2 separate regions of the Homo sapiens genome follow, and region 2 is linked to region 1. Evidence: chromatin loops called from intact Hi-C (ENCODE). Cell type or tissue: transverse colon. All regions are shown on one strand. Each heading gives the region's core, and the rest is flanking DNA. Links, peaks and the distances in the headings are about the cores only. Region 1 overlaps LOC400499 (putative uncharacterized protein LOC400499). Region 2 overlaps SNX29 (sorting nexin 29).

The links. Peaks named below come from ENCODE experiments on the same cell type or tissue, not always from the same donor. Only the 100,000 strongest peaks of a DNase experiment are listed, where the experiment ranks them.
Region 2: it touches region 1 in a loop (14-fold over the local background); 1 of 110 quality-filtered maps calls a loop at or near these places.

What each region holds. Positions count from the first base shown.
Region 1 is chr16:11,480,626-11,486,005 of GRCh38, reverse strand. LOC400499 (putative uncharacterized protein LOC400499) reads left to right here. Exons shown (of 67, transcript NM_001370704.1): 16 at 933-1,127. Among named protein-coding and RNA genes, the nearest start is that of LITAF, 100 kb to the left of the region's middle. In transverse colon, for the core only: no CTCF peak of the experiment used is centred there; a DNase peak (open chromatin) is centred at 2,216.
Region 2 is chr16:12,039,860-12,045,239 of GRCh38, reverse strand. SNX29 (sorting nexin 29) reads right to left here. Exons shown (of 21, transcript NM_032167.5): 5 at 2,163-2,343. Among named protein-coding and RNA genes, the nearest start is that of SNX29, 66 kb to the right of the region's middle. In transverse colon, for the core only: no CTCF peak of the experiment used is centred there; no DNase peak of the experiment used is centred there.

The DNA of each region.
Region 1 (5,380 bases), core at 164-5,163:
CATTCACTTATTCATCTGTCCACCCTCCTACCCATACATGGACATACCCACCCTCCCATCTGTCCATCTGTGTGTCCATCCAGCCCTGTAATTTCCCATCCATCTCTGTCTACCTACCTATCTATTCATCTGTTTTCCCACTCATCCATCTTTCATCCTCTGAGTCACACATCCATCTATTATCCATCCATCCACTCACCAGTCATTGCCAAGGGCTGGTCTCTGGTGACTTCTCTGAAAATGCTATCAGAGATGTCTGGATGGAAAAAGGGAAGAAAGAATAGATAGAAGGAGAGGGGTCCATAAGAAAGGAAAAGCAGATGGATGGATAGGAATAAGGATGGATAGAACAAAGGAAAGAAAAGATGGAAGGTGGAGAGGCAGATGGATGGATGGATGCGTGGGAAGGATGAAAGGATAGGTGAAGAGAGGGGTGCGCGGACGGGCAGATGGAAGACGGGAGGGACAGAAGGAAAGATCCATTTATTCACCTATCAAATTTTGAAACCCTCCCCCCCATCCAGGGGAGGTCGTGCAGGTGCCTAGTGATTGATACACGAGCCCTTGCCCTCATCCTGGATCTTTCGAGGAAGACACACATTCCAGTCTGAGTATATTGTGTGTGGGGCAGAGGAGGTGGGAAGAGAGTGACATGGGAGTTCAGGGAGGGCTTCCCACAGGTGATGACATTTGAACCAAGCCTTAAAGAATTGGCAAGAATTCTTACCGTGTGGCATCTACCAAGTAGATACAGAGAGATTGGTGGATTTCCCAAGGTTGTGTCCCCGAACCTCAGCCCAGGTGGGCACCAGGGAGCCTGGAGTGCCGTGCTCAAGCCTTCTGGGTCCTCCATTCATATCCCCAGCCTAACAGCTCATCATCACCCCTGTGACTGAATTGTTCCTCCCTGAGCCTGTGGCTTCCCTTCCCAGCTTGGGCTCCGGCTGGAAAATGCTGAGGAAATTGCTCACAGGCTGTTTGGCAGGAAGTCATTCTGGGGTCAGGAAGACGGGAGAGAGCCTGAGCCAGAGGAACCCCCAGGGCCAGAACCAGGGCCTGCACCACAGCCAGCCAGCCCCGAGTGTCCAGGAGACAGAGACAGAAGGATGAGATACCTACAGCAGAAGGTAAGGGAGGTGGCCACACCCACTGTACTCCCCCAGGCAGGCCCACCCCGCTTCATGCGTGGACTTTTGAACCTGAGACTTGGGTGTCCGTGAACTCTGACTCTGCCTCCTCCTTGCAGAATTAAGTGGCTGGTTCAAATCTGAGTAGTCCACTGGTAGCTGGCTTTATTTGGAAAAACTGTTGCTTGAAATAGATCCTATGCATGGAAAAGTCCCTAAGTTGTAAGTGTACAGCCTGCCTGTCCACCACCTCAATACACCCATGTCACCAGCACCCAGACCATCTTCAGCTCCCACCCTCCCCTTTGTACTCCTGTTCTTGTTAATACCCATCCTTAACCAGGAGTAACCACTCTTCTGACTTCTGGCAGCATCAGTTTGTTCTACTTTTTAAAAGTGAGATTTATTGAGGTCTAATTGACACACGGTGAACACTAGTACATGGTTAAGGTGTACAGTTTGATACATTCTGACCCATGTACACACTCATGAGATCATCACCATGATAAAGCTTATGAACATACCCATCACTCCCAAAAGTCTCTTCCAGATCCTTAATAATCTCTTCCTGCGGCCGGGCGTAGTGGCTCACGCCTGTAATCCCAGCACTTTGGGAGGCCGAGGCAGGCGGATCACGAGGTCAGGAGATCAAGACCATCCTGGCTTACATGGTGAAACCCTGTCTCTACTAAGAATACAAAAAATTAGCCAGGCGTGGTGGTGGGTGCCTGTAGTCCCAGGTGCTTGGGAGGCTGAGGCAGGAGAATGGTGTGAACTCGGGAGGCGGAGCTTGCAGTGAGCCGAAATCACGCCACTGCACTCCAGCCTGGGCGACAGAGCGAGAGTCTGTCTCAAAAAAAAAAAAAAAAAAAAAAAAAAAAAAAGTCCCTTCCTCCTGCTTCTCCTCTGTCCCCAGAAACTAGTGAGAGGCTTTCTGTCACCATAGACTTCTTTGCATATTCTAGAATATTATGTAAATTAGATCACACAGCATGTCCTTTTTTTTGAGACAGTCTCACTCTGTCACCCAAGCTGGAGTGCAGTGGCATGATCTTGGCTCATTGCAACCTTTGCCCCCCAGGCTCAAACAATCCTTCCACCTCAGCTTCCGGAGTAGCTGGGACTATAGGCATGTGCCATCATGCCTATCTAGTTTTTTTTTTTTTTTTAAAAGTTGTACAGACAGGGTCTCATTATGTTGCCCAGGCTGGTATCAACCTCCTGGGCTCAAGTAATCCTCCTGCCTTGGCCTCTCAAAGTGCTGGGATTACAAGTGTGAGCCACTGCGCTTGCCAACATGTCCTTTTTAAAAAAAGCATGTACTCTTTTTTGTTTGGCTTCTTTTATTCAGCATAATTATTCTGAGACTCACCCATGCTATAGGTTATAACATAGTTTCTTTCTTTTTATTGCTTAATGGTATTCCATTGTATAGATATACCACAGTTTGTTTCTCCATTCACCTGTTGATTGACATTCGAGCTGTTTCCAGGGTTTGGCTATTAAAAAGAAAGCTGCTATGAATATTTGTGTACAAGTTTTTAGGCATATGCTTTTGTTTCTCTTGAATAATTAGTAGGTGTGGCTAGATCATATGGTAGGTATATGTTTAAATTTTTCTAAAGCTGCTAAACCATTCTCCCAAGTGGTTGTACTATTTTTGCATTCCCACCAGCATTGTGTGAGAGTTTCAGTTTCTCCACATCCTCACCAACACTCGATATGGTTAGACTTTTTAATTTTAGCCATTCTAATAATGCGTTGTGGTATCTCGTGGCTTTAATTTGCATTTCCCTAATGACTAATGACATTGATAATCTTTTCATGTGCTCATTTGCTATTGTACGTCTTCTTTGGTGAAATGTACATTCAAATCTTTTGCTCATCTTATTTTGTTGGCTTGTTTTCTTATTACTGAGTTTTGAGAATTCTTTCTATACTCCAGAAACAAGTTGTTGATTTTTTCTTTTTCCTTTTTTTTTTTTTTGAGTTGAGGTCTGGTTCTGTCATGCAGGCTGGAGTGCAGTGGTGTGATCATAGCTCACTGCAACCTTGACCTGCTGGGCTCAAGTGATCTTCCAGCCTCAGCCACTTGAGTAGCTGGGACTATAGGCAGTACTGCCACACCTGGCTAAGTTTTTTTCTCTTTTTGTTGAGATGGGGTCTCACTGTGTTGCCCAGGCTGATCTTGAAGTCCTGACCTCAAGCGATCCTCCTGCCTCAGCCTCCCAAAGTGCTGGGATTACAGGTGTGACCCACCATGGCTGACCAGAAACAAGTTCTTCATCAGATATGTAACTCAGAAATATTTTCTCCCAGTCTGTGGTGTATCTTTTTGTTCTCTCAATGGTGTCTTCCAAAAAATAGCAGGAAGTCTTAATTTTCATGAAGTCAAGTTTATTAGTTTCTTTGGCTGATAGAGCTTTGACTGTTACATCTCAGAAATTTTTGCCTGATGGGATGTTACAGAGATTCTCGTAGGACCTTCTGCAGACCTGCGAGCATGCTCTCTGTTCAGCTCTCTCATCTCTGGTATCCTGTCCTGCAAAGTCCAGCTGCCAGGGACTCCCCATACCCCCAGCTCCTCAGTTCAGGGAGTCCCCTGGCTCAGCCTCCATTCCCCCTCCTTGCACCACAGCCTGGACACTGTCTCCAGGCAGGAAGTTGAGCTCATCTTGCTTGTTTACATCTCTTGGGGTTCATCGTCTTGGATTGCCTGATGTCTGTGTCTTGGGAACCATTGTTGAGCCTGTGTCATCTGGGTTACCAGCTGCTCCACGTGGGAGGTTAAACCCAGTCTTCATTACTCCTATTTGGTTGGCAGTAGAAGTCACATCCAGTTCCTTTTGTAAACTTTATATAAATGGAATCATTCACCGCATACTCTTTTTTTTAAGAGATGAAATTCTCATATGTAAAAATAACCATTTTAACGTGAGCAATTGGCCGGGCATGGTGGCTCATGTCTGTAATCCCAGCACTTTGGGAGGCCAAGGTAGGTGGATAACTTGAGCTCAAGAGTTCAAGACCAGCCGGGTCAACATAGTGATACCCTGTCTCTACTAAAGACACAAAACAATTTGCTGGGCATGGTGGTGTGCACCTGTAATACCAGATATTCTGGAGGCTGAGGCAGGAGAATCACTTAAAACCGGGAGGCAGGGGTTGCCGAGAGCCAAGATAGCACCACTGCACTCCAGCCTGAGTGACAGAGCAAGACTCCGTCTCAAAAAAATAAAAATAAAAAATAAAATAGGGCTGGGCGCGGTGGCTTATGCCTGCAATCCCAGCACTTTGGGAGGCTGAGGTGGGCAGATTGCCTGAGATGAGGAGTTCGAGACCAGCCTGGCCATCATGGTGAAACCCCGTCTCTACTGAAAATACAAAAATTAGCCAGGTGTGGTGGCAGGCGTTTATAATCCCACCTAATCAAGAGACTGAGGCAGGAGAATCGCTTTAACCCAAGAGGCAGAGGTTGCAGTGAACCAAGATTGCACCACTGCACTCTAGCTTGGGCGGCAAGAGTGAGACTTCGTCTCAAAAAAAAAAGTGAACAATTCCATGGTATTTAGTACATTCACCATGTTGTGCCACCACCACTTCTGTCTCGTTCCAGAACATTTTTATCACCCCCAAAAGAGACACTGCACCCGTGAAAGAGTCACTCCCCAGCAGCCCCTCCTCCTAGCCTCCAACAGCCACCAATTTGCTTCCTGTCTCTATGGATTTACCTCTTCTGGATATTTCATGTAAATGGAACCATATAATATGTGACCTTTGTGTCTGGCTTCTTCCTCTTAGCCTAGTGTTTTGGAAGTTCACCCACATTGTAGCGTAGCTCAGTACTCCATTCCTAACTAAGGTCAAGTCATATTTCATCGTATGGATGTACCACGTGTGTTTATCCATTCATTCACTGATGGACATTTGGGTTGTTGCTGCCTTTTGGAGACTGAATAGTGCTGCTCCTGTACTTCTTTTTGTGTCTGACTTTGGTTTAAAATTGGTGAGATTTCTCTGTCCTGTGGTGTGTACTTATAATTTGTTCCTTTTCATAGCTGCATAGTATTCCATTGTGTGAACAAACAACAATTTCTGTATCCATCAGTTGCTGGCTGTTACATACAGTGCTATGAAGACTCTTGGGCCTGCTTTCTTAGGGAACGTGTGTATTTATACCTGTCGGGCGTACACCTAGGAGTGAAATTGCTTAGTCTTAGGGTGTATATATCTTTAGCCTACTTTTTCTCTTC
Region 2 (5,380 bases), core at 247-5,246, 560 kb before region 1:
ACTGAATACAACTAACAGAAAGAAAGAAGAGGCGCATTTCCAATATACTTCCCCAGAAAATGTTAGTAGACGTACAAACCACATGCTCAAGCTGACATTCTGACTGCACCTGATTCCTAAAATCATAATCCTTTAAAAATCTGAGCCTGTTTTCGTGCATCTAAATGAATGTGTTTTCCCAACATCCAGCTGGGGAAGTGGCTGGTGATCCAGGTAAGGTCAACTGTGATTCTTACCTGCTGGACTCATTTCTTCTTGTTGGTCACTTCAACTTTGAGACTGAGTATGTAACTCTGAACTACCCGTAAATAATATGCTGGAAGGAGCTTCACAGAAATTCACTTCGAAAAAAAGGAGTAGGCCAGACACAGTAACTCACGCCTGTAATCCCAGCACGTCGGGAGGCCGAGGCGGGAGGATCACGAGGTCAGGAGATCAAGAAGACCACCCTGGCTAACACAGTGAAGCCCCGTCTCTACTAAAAATACAAAAAATTAACCAGGCATGGTGGCAGGCGCTGGCAGACCCAGCTACTCGGGAGGCTGAGGCAGGAGAATCGCTTGAAGCCGGGAGGCAGAGGTTACAGTGAGCCAAGGTCGCGCCACTACACTCCAGCCTAGGCAAAAAAGCGAGACTTCTTCTCAAAAAAAAGGAAAGAAAGAAACAGGAGTGTGTTTTCCTTAACTAAAGCTGGTTAATGCCCTAGAGATCCAGACATTCTCAGCCTCCGAACTCTGACCGTGAGCAGTACACAGGTGTCATCAGTGTCAGTCCTCCTGGTTCCCAAGCACTCCCATTTTGGACCCATAGAGTCTTGCCATACAATTGAACAAGGAGCCACAGGCAACAGAGAACTTTAAGAGTATTTTTAAGAGCCCCAGTGCACAATCCCAGAAGATCTGAGACATTACCAGTAGAGAGGTGACCACAGCAGTAGATAAAGCAGAAGAGGAGACCTGAACTAGGGAACACAGGGCAAGACATAAAATCAAGGGAACATGCCACACTACTCACAAACTGCCCACTTACGGAATTCAGTGAAATTTCACTGTTGACGATCTGGGCGTTGCTGATGGGGAAGTTACTTAAGGAACCAGAACAGGATTCGTCAGTGTCGCTCCGTATCACTCAAGGACACAAAACAACATGTCTAGTCCACCATTCTCAGAGCAAAACTAATGGCCATGGCCAGCCACAGTGGCTCACGCCTGTAACCCCAGGACTTTGGGAGGCCTAGGCGGGCAGATCACCTGAGGTCTGGAGTTCAAGACCAGCCTGGCCAACATGATTAAACCCCGTACCCACTAAAAATACAAAAAATTAGCTGAGTATGGTGGCACAGGCCTGTAATCCCAGCTACTCAGGAGGCTGAGGCAGGAGAATCGCTCGAACTAGGAGACGGAGGTTGCAGTGAGCCCAGATAGCATCAGTGCACTCCAGCCTGGGCAAAAGAGTGAGGCTCCGTCTCAAAAACAAACAAACAAACAACAACAAAAAAAATGACTTCCTTCCCCAATGTAAAATTTCCATGTTTTTTTCAGTTTGGGATTGAATGAATTCAAGAATCCCAAATTAAAATTCTGCACCTGGCATGGTAGCTCATACCTGTAATCCCAGCACTTTGGGAGGCTGAGGTGGGAAGATTACTTGAACCTAGGAGTTCGAGACCAGCCTGGGCAACACACTGAGACCCCATCGCTACAAAAAAATTTTTTAAATTAGCCAGGCATGGTGGCGTACGCTTAGGGTCCTAGCTGCTCAGGAGGCTAAGGTGGGAGGATTGCTTGAGCCAGGGAGGTCCAGGCTGCAAAGACCCATGTTCATGCCACTGCACTCCAACTTGGGCAACAAAGCAAGACCCTGTCTTTAAAAAAAAAAAAAAAATCCAGAAAGTGAAGAGGAAGCTATGTCCTAAGACAACAGCTCTCTCCACATCCAAGCTGGCTGTATGCAAGTGCCATGCCGAGCCCTTTACAGGCAGTCTCTCAATGATTCTCCCCCAAGTTTCTCCACAGCTCAGCAGAACACTCCGGAGCTGTCAGAGGGAGGCCCACTTCCCCCAGATCGGGGAACTAGGATGAAAATCCAGGTGGTCTGATTCCAGACTCCAAGATCTTCACCTCTTGCTCCATCCCATCCCAGTTCGCATCCCGGCCACGTACCTCAGCCTGCAGCGGTCGGCCAGGAGCATGTGCAGGTAGCGCTCCAGGGAGTGTTCGTTGAGGGCACAGCGCAGCCAGGCGCGACCCCGGCCCACGTCTGAGGCGATGTGGCGCAGGGAGTAGAAGCGCTGCAGCTCGTGCTTGTTGAGGACCTCCTTCACGTAGTACCAGAACACGGGCTCTACGGAGAGAGGGCACAGGCGCCTGGCACTCGGCCTGGGGCACTCAGCACTGGGAGAGGAACACACAAAGCCTCTAGGCGAAGTTGGAGATTGTAACAGAGTATCCCCTTAGCATGGAAAAGGTAGGAGATAACACCAAAGACATGGAATCAACCCAGATACCCATCAATAGTGGACTGGATAAACAAAATGTGGTACATTTACACAATGGAATACTATGCAGCCATGAAAAAGAACAAAATTGTGTCCTATGCAGCAACATGGATGACTGGAGGCCATTATCCTAAGCGAATTACACAGAAATAGAAAACGAAATATTGGATAGTCTCACTTATAAATGGAAGCTCAACCCTGGGTACACACAGACATAAAGATGGCAAACAACAGACACTGGGGGCTGCTAGAGAGAGTAGAGAGGGAGGAGAGCACAGACGGAAAAACTACCTACCAGGTACTATGTTCACTGCCTGGGAGATGGGTTCAATCGTGCCCTAAACCTCGGCATCACGCAATGTACCCAGGTAACAAACCTGCACATGTACCCGCTGAATCTAAAATAAAAATTGAAGCTGGGAACGGTGGCTCATGCCTGTAATCCCAGCACTTGGGAGGCTGATGTGGTGGATCACTTGAGGCTAGGAGTTCAAGACCAGCCTGGCCAACACAGTAAAACCCCATCTCTACTAAAAATGCAAAAATTAGCTGGGTATGGTGGCGCACACCTGTAATCCCACCTACCGGGCAGGCTGAGGCAGGAGAATCACTTAAACCCAGGAGGCGGAGGTTGCAGTGAGCTGAGATTGCACCACTGCACTCCGGCCTGGTGGCAGAACAAGACTCAGCCTCAAAAACAATAATGAAATAAGAAAAAAAGGTGGGAGATACAGAAGAGTATATCAAAAATAAAAATGACTCTAAAACCTCTCATCCAGAAAAGACCAATATTGACATTTTCAAGAGTTTTCAGTCTTTTTTACTGCACTTTTCTTTTTTATAAAAAAATCAACATTTGCTGTAGGCTGAATTATAATCCTCAAACATATCGACGTCCTAAGCTCCAGAATTCTCTGAATATTACCTTATATAGTAAAAGAGTCTATGCAACTGTGTTAGGATCTGGAAATTGGGAGGTTATCTTGCATAATCCCTGCGAGGCTGACGTAATCACAAGATCTTCATAAGAGGCAGGCAGAGAGAAACTTGACACAGAAGAGGAGGACATGATGTGGCCAGAGAAGCAAAGACTAGAATGGGGCAGCCATAGCCAAGGAAGGTGGGCAGCGAGCAGACTCTGGAAGGGCCAGAAACGGATTCAGCCCTGAAGCCTCTGGAAGGAAGCAGCCCTGCTGTCACCTTGACTTTAGCCCAGTGAAACTGATTGGGGACTTCTGACCTCCAGAACTGTGGGAGAATAAATTATAGTGTTTAAAAGCCAACAACTGTGTATTAATTTGTTACAGCAGCCAGAAGAAAAGAACACATCAGGCCAGGCACGGTGGCCCATATCTGTAATCTCAGCACTCCGGGAGGCCGATGCGAGCGGATCATCTGAGGTCAGGGGTTCGAGATCAGCCTGGCCAACATGCTGAAACCCCATCTCTACTAAAAATACAATAATGAGCCAGGCATGGTGGCAGGCACCTGTAATCCCAGCTACACGGGAGGCTGAGGCAGGAGAATCATTTGAACCCGGTAGGCAGAAGGTGCAATGAGCCAAGATCGCACCACTGTACTCCAGCCTGGGCGACAGAGCAAAACTCTATCTCAAAAAAAACAAAACAAAAAAAACAGGATGGCGCGGTAGCTCACCCCTGTAATCCAAGCACTTTGGGAGGCCAAGGCAGGCAGATCACGAGGTCAAGAGATGACCATCCTGGCCAAAATGGTGAAACCCTGTCTCTACTAAAAATACAAAAAAGCTGGGTGTGGTGGCGCACGCCTGTAGTCCCAGCTACTTGGGAGGCTGAGGCAGGAGAATCGCTTGAACCCAGGAGACGGAGGTTGCAGAGAGCCGAGATCACGCCACAACACTCCACTCTGTCTCAAAAAATAAATAAATAAAACCACATCATATTGTATGAGTGTATATGCATACATATTTATATGTGTAATTTTGTATCCTGATTCATTTATTTTCTTGTCTAGAGCATGAACATTTTCCTATTACAATTAAAAGTCTTTCAAAGATGATTTTTGATGGCTTTCCAGTAAAACATAACTATTTCCCTACTACTAAGGGCATGGCACATGGCCAACTTTCCCTCTGTACAGTAAAGAACACCCCTATACATAAATAATTGTCCTCATTCCTAGTTCCTTACGAAAGATTTCCACATGTCGAATTACTCAGTCTGAGGATAGGAACAGATTTAAGGCGTTATGGGAAACCTAAGAAAGTTTGTTTTTATCCATAAGACAGTCATTCCTACAACTACTTGTATCTCCTCACATCCCACTACTTTTTATCCACATGTACACAGATTTTTAAAATTTGTTATATACATTTTAAATTAATTATTATTTATTTATTTTTGAGACAGGGCCTCTCCCTCTGTCACCCAGGCTGGACAGCTCACTGCAGCCTCAACGTCCTGGGCTCAAGTGATCCTCCTGTCTCAGCCTCCCGAGTAGCTGAGACACAGGCACGCACCCCCATGCCCAGCTAACTTTTTAATTTTTATTTATTTGTAGAGATGAGGTTCTGCTATGTTGTGCAGGCTGGCAGGCTGGTACCAAACTCCTGGCTTCAAGCGATCCTCTTGCCTGAGATTCCCAAAATGCTAGGATTACAGTCGGGAGCCACCATGCCCAACCCCAGATATTTTCATAGTTGTAATGCTAGTGTATACATAATTTTGTGATCAATTTTCTTCACTTAACATTGCCTCTTTAACATTTTTTCATGCTGGCAGTAATAATAACAGCAGCAACAGCAACTACTATTTACTGAGCATTAACTATGCACCAGCTATTGCAGTAAACACTTTACATCTGACATCATCACAACCAAGGCCATCGCCATGTGAAAGACAAGGT